Linked DNA regions of Homo sapiens: region 2 is linked to region 1. A link is an interaction called in ENCODE POLR2A ChIA-PET data of the cell type or tissue named here. Cell type or tissue: PC-9. All regions are shown on one strand. Region 1 overlaps TRPM8 (transient receptor potential cation channel subfamily M member 8). Region 2 overlaps SH3BP4 (SH3 domain binding protein 4).

Region 1 (5,000 bases):
GGATTAGAAAAACCAACCACAAATTACCACCACAAAAACAATGTGTATTCCACATCGTAGAGAGATTAGGGTATGCCCCAAACCATGGTTTGCATTGCCTAGCCTGCATCCTAACTGGCCTGTCGTCCCCAAATAGCTTTTAAGATAAAGCTAGCAACTGGGCATGGTGGCTCACACCTGTAATCCCAACACTTTGGGAGGATGAGGTGGGAGGATCACTTGAGCCCAGGAGTTTGAGACCAGCCTGAGCAACATAGTGAGACCCTGTTTCAATTTTTTAAAAAATATAAGGCTAGCAATTATATATGAGTAGTACTTTCAAATGATGTCATTTTGTAAAGAATCTTAACCATTCATATTTACACTTATACAGAATGAGATGGTTTACAATGAGTGTTCGCCCTCCAATTTGAATGGGGTAAAAACATCAATTTCCTCTTCAGATAGCCTCCCTTTCTGGTTGGGTTTAAGGTTTCAGCATTTGAGCCACAGTTGGTTGGATATGATTCTAGATCACTCCAGTTAGAAAGCACAGATGGCTTTCAATGAGCACATTAGCAGGTGGTTAGATAATCAAATGATCTGGTGCAAATGAGGTAAGTTTCATTAGGGGAAAGCTGGCAGGGTGAAGTCCCAAGTGGTTATGGGGGTGGGCTGGGGGTTGGCATCGTTATAGAAGCCTTGTGAGCCAGGGAAGTTAGCAATAGCACGGTTAGGTTCCTGCTGTAGTGTGTGAGGATGGCGGGCTAAAGAGACAGGAACCTCCGAGAGCTCAGTTTGGTGAGATGTCTTTGCTTTTCATGTCTTTTCATGTCCTTGACTCTACTTGAGGCCATGAAAGCGGAAGATCATGGCCTCTGCTGGGTGGTGTTTCTGGCCTATTTTCACTCACTCAACCTTCCAGCTCTTGCCTGTTTCTTGAAATTGGGTTATTTTTAGAAACAAAACTTTGGAATGTTTTGTCAATATCTCATGAATTCTGTTCCTTCTTTTCCCCCTAGGCTCCACTCTTCTAATAAAAGCTCTTTGTATTCTGGACGAGTCATTTTCTGTCTGGACTACATTATTTTCACTCTAAGATTGATCCACATTTTTACTGTAAGCAGAAACTTAGGACCCAAGATTATAATGCTGCAGAGGATGGTAAGAGTCAAGAATATTTGTAGTCATCATTTTTCTTGCGGGGCCCAGAGTTCTTTTAATGGTCGATAGGAGGATTTTGTCCTTAGAACGACTGTTGCATTTCACCATCAGTAACATTCGCTTTCTTTGATGTATTTCATCAGGGGCCTCTCCCAGGTTAAAATTTAATGAAAGATGGTTGTGAGGGCAAACAGTGTCATTTAGTGCATTGTTAACAAATAACCTCATACTTACTTAGATTTTATACTTCACAAGTTACTTTCATTTGAGTCTTGACAGTTTGCTAAGAGTGTAGGCAGGGGAGGGACTTTTATGCCAATTTGATACCTGGGGACAGTTGAGTCCAAGGAGGAGTGTTTGTCTAGAGACAAGCAGTGAGCTAGACGCATAGTGAGGATTGGAACCTGAATCATGTAACTGTGTAATATAGATACAGGGAAAGGCTATAGCAGTCTCGTTATATACACGCAATAGAAAGAATTACACATGGATGGTGTTGCTTTCCTAAACTTGTTTTCCAGATGACCCAAACCTCCCCTGTTTCTGTCTTTAAATCAGACGAGCATTGAGATGAGCTCATCTGGAAGCTCCATTCCAACACTGAGGTTCTTTGAGTTTGTGGTTTTAATTCAAAGCATTTCTGGGACATCCAGTCATCATGAAGTCATGCTATGTGTGCACAAAATTAAAAAAAAATTAAACGGTCCATTCTTGTCTAATAAGGATAGCTTTTGTTTTCCAAACAAGCAAATAAACCAACAAACTACAAAAATAATTTTGGGGTTAAAAGTGTATCAAAATCATGAGGTACAGGGACAGAGAGGTCCTCCAAAACTTAGATTCCTCCTTTGCTCTAGAGCTGGGCTCCCACTCAGAAAGCTGCTGTTGCTGGGCTGGTTTGGACATCAGCAAGCAAAAATGCATCAAACCGGTTTTAACTCTGGAAGATAGATGTCTTAAGATCCAAAGATGATGATGACCGCTTTTGTCAATTAGTCAGTGAACTCTGGGTGACTTAGATGCTCTGAGCCCTGGAACCGCTGCTCTTCTCCATGGTCCACTGAGGACGGCCGGGCCGGGGGGACTTGCCAACTGTGGGCACGGTCCTGACTCCGCTCTCCTGTCCTCCCCTGACAGCTGATCGATGTGTTCTTCTTCCTGTTCCTCTTTGCGGTGTGGATGGTGGCCTTTGGCGTGGCCAGGCAAGGGATCCTTAGGCAGAATGAGCAGCGCTGGAGGTGGATATTCCGTTCGGTCATCTACGAGCCCTACCTGGCCATGTTCGGCCAGGTGCCCAGTGACGTGGATGGTAAGCCTGACTTGGCTCAGATGGAAACAGCTTGGAGGAGGCATTTGCTCCCTGAACCAACCCCCAGGGCTGCCCCGGAGACCGCACTTCAGAAGCACGCGCGTGAAACGGAGTCCAACATAACAGAGTAAAAACTCACTCCTCAAAACCTCTTCTTTGCTCTTAAGCAAGATTTTACATCAGCCTTGCAGATGGTGCCCAACATTTCAATTTTTAAACCTTTTTAAAAATAGTGATTCTGGTATTTTCAATTAACAATGTGGCAATTGAAGGCAACAAGACTTACTAGTTTAGAAACCAGGGTTGTGAGTTGTACTCATCGATGTAACAGAGTGGCTGGGCTCCCATTTCTTTCAAAAAGAGCAACATTGGAAAATCCACATTGGAACCTGGAATTTAGACTTCTGGCGTGCGTTAGCCCACTGCCAACTGGTTTTTGGAGGCAGGCTGATGGTGGCACAGATGGTTTTAATTTGCCCACACCCGATTTACAGAAGGAAAGTGAGGGGCTATGTAAATTGTGTGTTTTGGATGGACGGGCTGAAGCATCTTTAGGATGCTGACAATAGCCTTGGCTTGTCATTTCCTACCCTACCACGATAAAACCATCCTGATGGTTTCCCTGAGCCAGAGCCTGCTCCTCCTGGTCACAGTTCTTTGTTCCTGTTGTTTTCTCTGTTATCCTCCTGGCCTTGTAAGTCTCTCTGGCCCCATCTGCTAAAGCCTCTTCCAAGACCTTAGAAACAGCTCTTTTCCCCTGCAGTGGTGGAAAGGCACCTTGGTGTTGTCACTCCCAGTCTGCACACTGTGCCTGCCGCTTTACAGAAGCAGACGCATTTCATCCTCATAACAACCCTCCACGTCCGTCATTTTAGCTCCATGAGGATCTAAAGAGGAATTGGCAGGCGGGGTTCAGATCCAGGGTAGCCACTCATGTGCTGTGTGCCCCCGGGAAGTGACTCCATTTTGCTGTCTCTGTTTCATGGGCACAACTGGTAAAGCACCATCTTCTCTACAGGGCCTCTCACTGGCCGGTGTGACCCCACACATGCTCAGATGAGGATCTCTGGCACGGAGCAGCTCTCAGAGGCCAGACGTTTGTACCCACTGCCCCCTCCTCTGAGATTTCTCAGACGCACCTTGGCACATCCTAATAAAAGGGTCTTGATGCCCACTTCCAGACCCAAACTTCCCCCGATGCCCTCCTGTGAAGGTCTGCTGCCACCGTCCACACAGTTGTGTGAACAGAGCTGTCAGAAGCCTCATTGTTGTCCTTAACACCTTCTCAGATTTCATTCCCCTCTATTCAATTCATCCACTAGTTTTGTTGATTTTTATCTCCTAAATGTTTTTTTGAAATCTGTTTTTTCCATCACCACTGCCGCCCCGTGAGCCATCCTCGTCGCTTGCCTGCCTGAGTCTTAGGCACAACCTCCTCACCTTCCTTCCCCTCGAGCCCCTTCTGATCTGTGCTTCTGCCAGAGCGATTCTTTGGAAAAGGGAATCTGATGTGTCATTCCTCTGCTTAAAACAGCCTTGTGGCTTCCCATCACTTCAGTGTAAAGATTTTAAAAATAGGCCGGGGATGGTGGCTTATGCCTGTAATCCCAGCACTTTGGGAGGCCGAGGCAGACGGATCACCTAAGGACAAGAGTTCAAGACCAGCCTGGTCAACATGGTGAAACCCTGTCTCTACTAAAAATACAAAAATTAGCTGGGCATGGTGGCATGCGCCTATAGTCCCAGCTACTCGGGAGGCTGAGGCAGGAGAATCACTTGAACCTGGGAGGTAGAGGTTGCAGTGAGCCGAGATAGTGCCACTGCACTCCAGCCTCGGCATCAGAGTGAGATTCTGTCTGAAAAAAAAAAAAAGATGTAAAAAATTAATATGTCTGCTCCGTGCACATCTTATTCTCCCATTTCCACTGATGTTTACAACCCCCACCACGGGGCCTTTGCCCATGCTGTTGCCTCTGTGGGGTGCTCTAGGCTCCCAACCTCCCCATTAGTTCATGTTCCTGCTGCTCAGCCTCTGCTCTCAGTTCTGAGACCCTTCCTTCTTGGGAAGCTGCTCCTGGATGAGTTGTCTCAGTTTATGCTTCTCAGAGCACTGTGCGTGTCCTTCTTAGCACTTTACATGGACTGAGACTTTAAATGTGTGTGGTTGATTATCTGCCTATCCAAAGAGGCTGGAACGTTCTTGAGGGCAAAGAACATGTTCACTTGGCCCTTCCTTTTATCTTGATCTTAACAAAGCCCCTTGTTCTTAGTAGCTGCTCAGTAAATATGCATTGAGTGGATGAACAGGTGATTCTAAGGACTATGACTTGTTTGGACAAAGTGCCTTAGACGAAGGCCTAAGACATTTCATGACCACTGACATGTTCTTGTGGCCCTGGGAATGCCATCGCTCTCACCCCTCCAGAGGGTCCTCACTTTGCCTGTTGGTTTCTACATCCTCAGGTACCACGTATGACTTTGCCCACTGCACCTTCACTGGGAATGAGTCCAAGCCACTGTGTGTGGAGCTGGATGAGCACAACCTGCC
Region 2 (5,000 bases), 980 kb after region 1:
GGCAGCTCCATGGCTCTTTGTTGGGACCTGGTTCATTGCGGGGACATCACAGTGGGAAAGAGCAGGGGGTGTCTGAGCCCCACACACCTGTCTGTGTCCGAATATTTGGCTTCTCTTCCTGTTATGACCTCGGTCACATTTTTGGACATCTTTGAGGCTCAGCCTTCTGATCTCTAAAATGATGACCATCGTACTTCGCTCCTGGAGTTGGGCAGTTTAAATGAGATCACACTCAATGCCACTGTACTGCTAGCTGTGGATTTGGCTCCATCATTGTCCCTGTGGTTTTTGTTTGTTTGTTGTTTGTTTTTGAGATGGAGTTTTGCTCTGTCGCCCAGGCTGGAGTGCAGTGGTGCGATCTTGGCTCACTGAAATCTCCACCCACTGAGTTGAAGTGATTCTCCTGCTTCAGCCTCCCAAGTAGCTGGGATTACAAGTGTGCGCCACCATGCCCAGCTAATTTTTGTATTTTTAGTAGAGACGGGGTTTTACCATGTTGGCCAGGCTGGTCTCGAACTCCCGACCTCAGGTGATCCACCTGCCTCAGCCTCCCCGGGTGCTGGGATTACAGGTGTGAGCCACTGCGCCCGGCCTCCATGTTGGTTTTGAGCCCCATGCTTGTCAGCGTGCAGTTCATCATGCCTTGCTTCTTTTGTCTTGTGTACATGTACCATAGTTTATTCTTAGATACTGAGTTAATAGAATTTCTGTGATGTTCCAGCATCTGAGTTGAACAGAGTGTAAGGGTTTGATATTCTTCTGATGCTCAACTTGACCTTTAAAAAGCTCGTAGGTGTGGACCAGGGGCTCGATGCAGTCCTAAGTGTCTAAATAAGGTTTAGGGCTCATCCATGCCAACTTTGCCCAGTTCCTGAAGTTCCTGGAGGAGGTGGGGTGGTGGGGGTGGGGGTGGGGGTGAGGAGGGGGATGTGTTTGATGAGGCTACAGGTCCCCAGACCTGGGGTGGAGTGTGGCTCTGGCAGGTAGCATAGAAGGACCAGCAGCAAGTGCCGGAGGCCCCTGTGCCTTTGTTTGCAAGAGGTCTTTACCTGCCCTGACTTCTTGGGTGGGGTGGGGAGGTGATAACATCTTTTGTTCACTGTAAGTACTTTGTAGACATATGAGTTGTTTTCAGAATTGTTCCTTGTGATTTTCTTTCAGCTTTTGGTTTTTTTGGAGACAGTGTCTCCCTCTCTCACCCAGACTGGAGTGCGGTGGCCCAATGTCAGCTCACCACAACCTCCGCCTCCCAGGTTCAAGTGATTCTTGTGCCTCAGCCTCCCTAGTAGCTGGGATTAGAGGTGCATGCCACCACGCTCGGGTAATTTTTGTATTTGTAGTAGAGATGGGGGTTTCACTGTGTTGGCCAGGCTGGTCTTGAACTCCTGACCTCAAGTGATCTGCCCGCCTTGGCCTCCCAAAGTGCTGGGATTACAGGTGTGAGCTACTGTGCCTGGCCTCTTCTTTTCCAAAAAAAATAATAATAAAAAAACCTTTTCTGCTTATGTATTTTAAATTACTGAATAAATTACATGTTTGTACATGTTTGTTTTAGAAACACTAGAAAATGTAAAAAGAAAAAAAATCACATCAGTGGAATTCTACCACCCATGATGACCACTCTGGACACTTTCATATGCGTCTTTCAGATATTTTCGCTTGAAGTATAGAGCTTCCAAACAAAAACAGGCTGAGACAGTGAGTGGTCTTGCCTTTGTACCTGGCACATAGCAATTTTTCAATAAGTATTTATTGAATGAATACTATGCTTTTTTTTTTTGAGACTTTTTAGGCTGGAGTGCAGTGATGTAATCTCAGTTGACTGCAACCTCCGCCTCCTAGGTTCAAGCGATTCTCCCGCCTCAGCCTCCCTAGTAGCTGGGATTACAGGCACTTGCCTGTAATTTTAATATTTTAGTAGAGACACAGTTTCTACTAATTTTAATATTTTAGTAGAGACACAGTTTCACCAGGCTGGCCAGGCTGTTCTCAAACTCCTGATCCCAAGCGATCCAACTGCCTCAGCCTCCCAAAGTGCTGGGATTACAGGCGTGAGCCACCACGCCCGGCAATGCTATGCTTTTAAAAATAGCTTTTTATCTAAAATTGTTGACATATTTTCAGATCAATAAATACAGATTTGCATCCTCATTTTTCATGTCAGGTTTGTATAGGTACAGGTACAGTACCCTGTTTGTTTAATAAGTGTTTGTGAATAGACACTTCCCAGTTATTTTGAAATTATAAACAACACTGCAATGAACATCTTTGATATATAGATTTTTCCATGCATGTTAAGTTTCTCATTTGAATGAATCTTTTACTTTTATTGTGCTTAAAATCTATGAAGAACTTATAATTATATTAATTGTTGGGTGACTGTATAATTACTATACAGAAAAGCACCTCAAAAGGGAGTGACGTTGGGAAGAGTTCCAGAATCTGTTGTATAAAACTTGGTGAACTTTAAGAGCGGCCGTACTTGTTCCCATCCTTTTTGGGGGAATGCTTTCTGTTTCTCCAGATCCTGACGTGCTTTGCGTTCTGCGCTTTTGGAGTGGGAGGGTGGGTCAACAGAGTAATGTTGATGCCTTAAACGCATACTTCAGTTTTAGGATGCACACATACATGCCAGCTTCAGAAGCATTAACATCTGGGAGTAACTGTATGTTCTAGAGTCCAGGAGGTGTTTCCGTTGGGAGGTCTTCAGGGCCCACTCCCTCCTAGAAGGGGATGAGTGATGGTTTTCATGCATTCAGCTTCGGAGCTGTTGTTGTAAGCTTCTCCAGGGTCATGTCGTCATGGGTGTCCAGAGTGATTTTGTGGCTGTGTCACTTGATCAGCTGTGACAAGATGGACTGCAGTTGGATCTGGCATCTGGTAAAAGCACAGACTTGGTTTTCAGGACCTCTGGGTTCACTAAGGGGAGAGTTTGTCATGGCTCCTGCTGATCGCAAGACTGTAATTTGGATCTTGACTGCGGTCTGGTGTCGCAAGCCTTCTTTCTGGCAAGAGAGGAAAACTAATTTATGGGCGGAATATTTTTTGGCCTGTCTCCTGTAGTTTTGCACAGGGGCCTGGCTGCCTCCTCAGGTCTTGGCACCGCAGTATTTGTGAGTCATCCACCTATAGGTAACATGAGGCAGCACTTTGGGGCTTCGTGAAACCCCAGCTATGGGGATAAGGGACTGGCCAGCATTCCCAGCACGCCCCAGGGGCTGCTTAGAAGCAGGAAACTGTCCATGAGTTCTGGTTTTTTGTTCTGAGTGTGGAGGACACCTTCAGGAGGCTGGGGAGGGGCCCTGACATCAAGCCTGAGAGCTGACCCCTTTTCTAACTCTCTGGGACATGGTCCTGGCTCTTTCCCTCTTCTTGTTCACGCTTTAATGCCTTTTAATTCCTTGACTCACTGCTGAGCCCCTCTGCATTCCGGGTGGGGGAGATAAATGGGGAGCCCACCAGATGCAGCGTCTGCCCACAGGGAGTTCACTGCCCAGCAGGGGAGAAGGGGCATTCAAGTGCACCAGGGGAAAGGTCAGGGTTCATGAGGTTGTAGTTGTACTGGGGGTCAGGACAGGATCCCTAAAGAAGCCCCACTAAGTAGGGGGACCTGAAGAATGAGCAGGCCAGGAAGTGCATGGTGATTTAGGGGGGCAGTGGACTGGTGGGTTCTGGGCAGGGTGGCTTGGTGAGTCCAAGGAACCAAAAGAGGGCCATAGTGAGACCCCCTTCCCAAGAGCACCTGGGAGGGATTCCGGGGCAGGTGGCTGGATCGGACAGGTCCTTCTGCACTTCCCTCGCTTTGAACTTGTATCTAAGGGCACCAAGAAGACGCGATTAGACGTGTAAGCGTGACTTGAAAGGGGCCGGGTGACCTGCCTGGGGTTCCCTGGCACAGGGGGTGACCCATCCATCATCGACGCCTGGCAGGGAGGCTACCCTGTGCACCACATCCTGTTCCAGACCCCCATCTTCACAGCCCTGGCACTACGTGTAGCAGAGTCGGTCTCCCAGCCCAGTGCTCCCGTGACCCACATGTGGTACTTCTCCCTCCCGGCCTGCTGTGAGATTCTTATAAAATTGTCTCTGATTAATCACCCTGTACAGCTTTTAAAAGTTACTTTTATTACCCAAAACAACACTTCAGAAACTAAGCTGACGGTTGAATCATTGAAGGAGTCACAGCATTCTTTCATCCCAGAGAGAAAAAAGGTAATGAAGAAGAGGAGACTGTCCAGTGAAAACCACATGAGAGGCACCCAGCATCAATGCACCTCTCTCTGGTCAGCTGAGTCCTTGAACTCCTCGGCAGTTCCCCCTCAGGGAAGGTCAGCGGACAGGCTGTGTCCTGGCTTTAATTGTCAGTTTCTGAAACTCACCAGGCTGGGTAGTCAGACTTCTGACAGCCACTGTCTCTGCACCCCCGTGAGCTGCTGAGTTTACTGGCCATCCAGAGAGACTTCTGTGTTGAACCCACATTAACCTGGCTAATCCCATCTCTTCTGTGAAAACTTGAATACAACCTTTTGCAATAGGAAAACCGGCTGTCCTCAACTGGCTCAGAGGAAAACCATTAGCTTTTCAAGGTGAAAAGGAAATAGTGAAAAGCTGGGAGATGATGTCATAAACACTGATTTTTTTGTCATTAGTCAAATTGTCTAGAAATTGGCTGCTTGCTAAATTGGGAGTGGGATCGTTATTCTGGGAAGATGGGGGTTTTTTTCATGCTCAAGAAGATGGGTAAAATGGCAGTGATTTCCACAGCGAACCTGTGTTGGAGGGCTGCGACTAACAGGTGAGTAACATTCGGGACAAAATTCTGATTTACTGCTCAGCCGATGATTGCCAACTAGGCATGATGGGAAAAACTTGCGCTTGTGTGACTTCGAATGTCAGGTTGTTTGTGGTTGTCCTCTTGTGCTACTAGGATTTGCAAATAGGCAATGCAGTAGAGCTCGCAAATGGGGTCTGGAAGGGAATGTACAAAAATAACAATTGTT

Evidence for each region. ChIA-PET counts read pairs that join two places held together with the same protein. Peaks named below come from ENCODE experiments on the same cell type or tissue, not always from the same donor. Only the 100,000 strongest peaks of a DNase experiment are listed, where the experiment ranks them.
Region 2: POLR2A ChIA-PET joins it to region 1 with 5 read pairs; 1 of 35 experiments calls an interaction of 5 or more read pairs at or near these places.

Annotation. Positions count from the first base shown.
Region 1 is chr2:233,980,773-233,985,772 of GRCh38, forward strand. It overlaps TRPM8 (transient receptor potential cation channel subfamily M member 8), which reads left to right. Exons shown (of 26, transcript NM_024080.5): 19 at 1,002-1,143; 20 at 2,281-2,452; 21 at 4,916-5,000. Among named protein-coding and RNA genes, the nearest start is that of TRPM8, 66 kb to the left of the region's middle. In PC-9, no CTCF peak of the experiment used is centred here; DNase peaks (open chromatin) are centred at 1,759 and 2,069; H3K27ac peaks cover 1,190 bases.
Region 2 is chr2:234,960,979-234,965,978 of GRCh38, forward strand. All of the region lies in intron 1 of SH3BP4 (SH3 domain binding protein 4), which reads left to right. Among named protein-coding and RNA genes, the nearest start is that of SH3BP4, 11 kb to the left of the region's middle. RefSeq lists an enhancer at 3,837-4,399. In PC-9, no CTCF peak of the experiment used is centred here; a DNase peak (open chromatin) is centred at 3,093; H3K4me3 peaks cover 670 bases; H3K27ac peaks cover 3,311 bases.